Linked DNA regions of Homo sapiens: region 2 is linked to region 1. Evidence: read pairs that join two places in POLR2A ChIA-PET (ENCODE). Cell type or tissue: Panc1. All regions are shown on one strand. Links, peaks and the distances in the headings refer to the core of each region. The heading gives the core; the rest is flanking DNA.

Region 1 (2,813 bases), core at 231-2,730:
TCCCTAATAAAAACTTGCTGGTTTTGTGGCTCAGGGAACATCACAGACCTACTGATAGGTGATGTTACCCCTGGAGGCCCAGCTGTAAAATTCCTCTCTTTGTACTCTTTCTCTTTATTTCTCAGATGAGCCGACACTTAGGGAAAATAGAAAGAACCTACGTTGAAATATTGGGGGCGGGTTCCCGCAATACTCATTTCTCTCTGTATTAGTCTGTTCTCACGCTGCTAATAAAGACATACCCAAGACTGGGTAATTTTAAAGAAGAGGTTTAGTGAACTTACAGTTCCACATGACTGGGGAGGCCTCATAATCGTGGTGGAAGGTGAAGGAGGAGCAAAGGCATGTCTTACATGCTGGGAGGCAAGAGGGTCTGTGCAGGGGAACTGCCCTTTATAAAACCATCAGATCTCCTGAGACTTATTCACTATCATGAGAACAGCACCCTGCTCCCATGATTCAATTACCTCCCACTGGGTTCCTCTCACAACACATGGGGGTTATGGGAGCTACAATTCAACATGAAATTTGGGTGAGGACACACAGCCAAATCATATCACTCTCCTGCTATGTTTTCATACAAAGCATTGCCATGAATGGGCCCATGCTCCCCATCCTACTCAAGCACAGCTCTTGGCTCTGTGCATATATTAGTGGGAGGACAGTTGTGGTTTGGTGAGAAATAAGTCAATAGCATCCTATCCTGGGTCAAGTACTTGTACCATTAGGAACTTGGAGCCTGCTGGCATCATAACACTGTTGCTTTACCTAGTTAGAGCAAGTGCTTCTACAGGGCACTGTCAGGCCAGAACATGTCCTGGTGTTAGGGGTAGGGAGCTTGGTTTTTGCTTTTTAATTTTTATTTATTTATTTTTTTTTGAGACAGGATCTCACTCTGTCACCAAGGCTGGAGTGCAGTGGCATGATCCCAGCTTACTGCAACCTCTGTCTCCCAGGTTCAAGCAATTCTCCTGCCTCAGCCTCCTGAGTAGCTGGGATTACAGACATGCACCACCACACCTGGCTTTTTTTTTTTTTTTTTTTTTTGTATTTTTAGTAGAGATGGGGTTTCACCCTGTTGGCCAGGGTGGCCTCGAACTCCCGACCTCAAGTGAACTGCCTGCCTCAGCCTCTCAAAGTACTAGGATTACAGGTGTGAGCCATTGCACCCAGCCTGATTTTTGCTTTCTTATAGTGCAAAAGTCACCCTGTGGGTATTCACAATTTGTCCCTAACCACTAGAGGTTTTCATGAACGTATCCTTTGTAGCATTCCAGAAGGTCAACTTCTTGACAGAAGCTGTCTCCCAACATCAGTCAGTACTCAAAAATGTGTCAGTTACCAGAGAAGGGGTTATACCCTGATACTTCAATCAATTACTCTGGCATTGTAGAAACTAATAAACAGCTCCAAATATTCTATGATATCTTAAATCAAAACAATTAAGGAAGAGGCAAGGGAAACAAATAGTGCCTGCTGCGATGCTTTCTCATTTCCCTTTGGGAAGATAGGGTTGCTTGTTTTCCAGGAAGTCATCCCTTAGGAATTTTTTTTTTTTTTTTGACAGAGTCTTGCTTTGTCACCCAGGCTGGAGTGCAGTGGTGCCATCTCAGCTCACTGTAACCTCCACCTCCCAGGCTCAAGTTGATTCTCATGCTTCAGCCTCCCAAGTAGCTGGGATTACAGTCGTATGCTACCACACCCAGCTAATTTTTGTATTTTTATTTTTATTTACTTATTATTTTGAGATGGAGTCTTGCTCTGTTGCCCAGGGTGGAGTGCAGTGGCAGCATCTCTGCTCACTGTAACCTCTGCCTCCTGGGTTCAAGCGATTCTCGTGCCTCAGCCTCCCGAATAGCTGGGACTACAAGTGCGTGCTACCATGCCTGGCTAATTTTTTTGTATTTTTATTAGAGAGGCGTTTCATGTTGGCCAGGCTGGTCTCAAACTCCTGACCTCAGGTGATCCACCTTCCTTGGTCTCCCAAAGTGCTGGGATTGCAAGCGTGAGCCACTGCGCCTAGCCTAATTTTTGTATTTTTAGTGGGGGGTGGTTTTGCGATGTTGGTCAGGCTAGTCTCGAACTACTGACCTCAGGTGATCCACCTGCCTCGTTCTCCTAGTGCTGGGATTATAGGCGTAAGCCACTGCACCCAGCCAGCAATTTTTAATTCTCTATTTTTTGCTCTGGAGGTCCTAAGTTTTAGATTCAGTGACACATTGCTGTGCCATTCATGCTGCTGGGTACTGTCGATTAGCAGTCAGCATCCATTCCCATCTCCTTCTAGTGTCCCTTCCTATGCTGCAGAATCTGGAGAGTTAAAATGTCATGGCCAGGATTTGGAAATGAAGTGGAGGCCACCCGCCTGCTGCTTGCTGCTGAAGTGTGGCAGCAAAGGTATGAGGTGTGTCTGCAGCAGGGTTGCAGGGTCCAGTCACTAGCCATGTAGGGGTCGAGAGCCTGTTTCAGGGGCAGCAATAGTGATGGTGACTTCCAATCCCTTAATCACAGCCACAACAGTGTGTTGTTGAGCTTAACAGGTACAGTGGTGATGTCCTGATTTCTTACCTTCCTGATTGCAGCAAAAATGGGTAGCTACCCTGTTGGGACAGTTTGGAGTCATCCCTGCAGAGTCATTCTCTAGCCTCCCTGATAATTTGTATTACTTAATTCCTTATATGAATTCTTTTCTGTTTAAACTAGCCAGGTTGCTTTTTGCTTAAACTAGCCAGGTTGGTTTTAACTGAACCTTGAAAAATATACTGAAGTTCAGAGCATCTAACACTAAAGGTTGTGCTGGTCTTGGTGGCGAG
Region 2 (2,813 bases), core at 268-2,767, 90 kb after region 1:
AATTTAAGGGTCGACTAACTGCTATAGGCCATGCGCAGTGTAATCCAGCACTTTGAGAGGCCAAAGTGGGAGGATCCCCTTGAGCCTAGGAGTTCGAGTTTACGGTGAGCTGGGAGTGCACCACTGCACTTCAGCACTTCATCCTGGATGACAGAGTGAGACCCTGCCTCTGAAAATAAATAAAAGGAAACAACCCTGCTACCCCTGAACTTCCCCTGAACTCCTACCAAATAGTGACTCCTGTCTTCACCATGTTTGTCTTTTGACAATCATGAAGCTTTTGACACTGGAATGCTGCTATGAGAAAAAAATACAATGTTTCCATAAATGTGCTTGCCAGCATTAACAGCCAAAACAGAAGAAAGATGGTTCCCACCTCATTTCTGCCTTCCGGATCTCACAGAACATCTCATTGATAGGCCACATTTCACATGGGGAAACTGAATTGTAAAGGAGTCTGGGAAATGTACTTTTTAGTTTCCAGAAGGAAGTTAGGAAAGGATGTTGATGCCGGTCGTGGTGGCTCATGCCTGTAATCTTAGCACTTTGGGAGGCCGAGGTGGGCGGATCTCTTGAGCCCAGGAGTTCAAGACCAGCCTGGGCAATATATCGAGACCCTTTAAAAAAAGGATCCTGAGTGTCCATCCACAGATCAACTCTAATATCTGCTAGAGTGGAACTTGGTGTCATCTGAAAAAAATAGCATTCCATCAGCATGTAAAAATTGTTTAGGGCACAGACCATGCTCAGAAATCAGTTCTTTTGGCCAGGTGCAGTGGCTCACACCTGTAATCCCAACACTTTGGGAGGCCAAGGTGGTGGGTGGATTGCTTGAGTCCAGGAGTTCGAGACCACCCTGGGCAACGTGGTGAGACCCCATCTCTACAAAAAATACAAAAAAAATAGCCAGGTGTGGTGGTACACGTCTGTGGTCCCAGCTCCTCGGAAGGCTGATGTGCAAGCATCAGCTCCCTTGAACCTGGGAGGCAGAGGTTGCAGTGAGCCAAGATCGTGCCACTGTACTCCAGCCTAGGTGAGAATGAGACCCTGTAGCAAAAACAAAAAGAAAAAGGAAAAAGAGATCAGTTCTCTTAAAAAGCCACAAATTAGGCCAGGCGTGTTGGGTCACGCCTGTAATCCCAGCACTTTGGGAGGCCGAGGCAGGCGGATCACAAGGTCAGGAGTTCGAGACCAGCTTGGCCAATATGGTGAAACCCCGCCTCTACTAAAAATACAAAAATTAGGCGGGTGTGGTGGCAGGCTCCTGCAGTCCCAGCTACTTGGGAGGCTGAGGCAGGAGAATCGCTTGAACCCGGGAGGCGGAGGTTGCAGTGAGCCAAGATCGCGCCATTGCACTCCAGCCGGGGCAACAGGAGCGAGACTCCGTCTCAAAAAAAAAAAAAAAAAGCCACAAATTACCACCGTACACACCCAGTACGCTGGACAGTAGTTAATATGCCCTTAAGTGGCAGTGTTGAAGCAGTGAAGCAATCCAAGTAAATGCCATTCTCTGAATGCCCTTCTAACTCATTAGGGCTAGGTGACAGATGAGCTTTTAGTGTGGCAACGGGTTGTTCTCAAAAATTATTAATTTTGGGCCAGGCACAGTGGCTCATGCCTATTATTCCAACAAGGTGGGAGGATCACTTGAGCCTAGGATTTCAAGACCAGCCTGGGCAACATGGAAAAACCCTGTCTCTACAAAAATACAAAATTTAGCCTGGTAAACCTCTAGTCTCAGCTACTCAGAAGGCTAAGGCTGGAGGATCACTTGAGCCTGAGAGGTCAGGGCCATAATGAGCCATGGTCACACCACTGCATTCCAGCCTGAGTGACAGAGTGAGACTCTCTCTCAAAAAAAAAAGTGCTGGGTATGGTGGCTCATGCCTGTAATCCCAGCAATTTGGGAGGCTGAGGCGGGTGGTTCACCTGAGGTTGGGAGTTTGAGACCGCCTGACTAACATGGAGAAATACCATCTCTACTAAAAATACAAAATGAGCCGGGTGTGGTGGTGCATACCTGTAATCCCGCTACTCGGCAGGCTGAGGCAGGATCACTTGAACCCGGGAGGCAGAGTTTGTGGTGAGCCAAGATCATACCATTGCACTTCAGCCTGGGCAACAAGAGCGAAACTCCATCTAAAAAAAAATAAAAAGTTATTTCAGTTTGTTTTCGTATTTATTTATTTAGAGATAGGTCTCACTATGTTCCCTACGCTGGTCTGGAATTCCTGGCTTCAGGTGACCTTCTTGCTTCTGCCTCCTGAAATGCTGGGATTACAGGCATGAGCCACTGGGCCCAGCTCCTCTTCTTTATACTTACCTGTACTTTCTTTTTTTTTCAAGATATGTTGAATTTTTAAAGCTATTCTGTTCAGTTTTCTTCTAAAACACATTGATGACATTTGGAGGAAAAGAGCAATAGGACTTACTATCTTGGTATCATCTGCTGGCCTGCCTTTGAATAGTGTTGTCTTAAGTTTATTTTCTTGTCAAAGTTAAAAAGTATGTTTGGTCCAGGGACAGTGGCTCATGCCTATAATTTCAGCACTTTTGGAGGCCGAAGTGGGGGGATCGCTTGAGCCCGGGAGTTTGAGACCAGCCTGGGCAACATGACGAAACCTCATCTTTCTAAAAAATACAAAAATTAGCCAAGCTTGGTGGTGGGTACTTGTAGTCCCAACTACTTGGTAGACTGAAGAGGGAGAATCACTTAAGCCTGGGAGATCAAGGCTGCAGTGAGCCGTGATTGTGCCACTGCACTCTAGCCTGAGTGACAAAGTGAGACTGTCTCAAAAAATAAACCAAATGGC

Evidence for each region. ChIA-PET counts read pairs that join two places held together with the same protein. Peaks named below come from ENCODE experiments on the same cell type or tissue, not always from the same donor. Only the 100,000 strongest peaks of a DNase experiment are listed, where the experiment ranks them.
Region 2: POLR2A ChIA-PET joins it to region 1 with 12 read pairs; 3 of 35 experiments call an interaction of 5 or more read pairs at or near these places.

The regions. Positions count from the first base shown.
Region 1 is chr1:32,459,286-32,462,098 of GRCh38, forward strand. No RefSeq gene overlaps it. Among named protein-coding and RNA genes, the nearest start is that of ZBTB8B, 4.4 kb to the right of the region's middle. In Panc1, for the core only: no CTCF peak of the experiment used is centred there; no DNase peak of the experiment used is centred there.
Region 2 is chr1:32,549,568-32,552,380 of GRCh38, forward strand. The region is part of intron 1 of ZBTB8A (zinc finger and BTB domain containing 8A); the gene reads left to right. LOC124903952 (a long non-coding RNA gene) reads right to left here and starts at 2,059. Exons shown (of 2, transcript XR_007065669.1): 1 at 2,021-2,059. RefSeq lists a silencer at 227-427. In Panc1, for the core only: no CTCF peak of the experiment used is centred there; no DNase peak of the experiment used is centred there.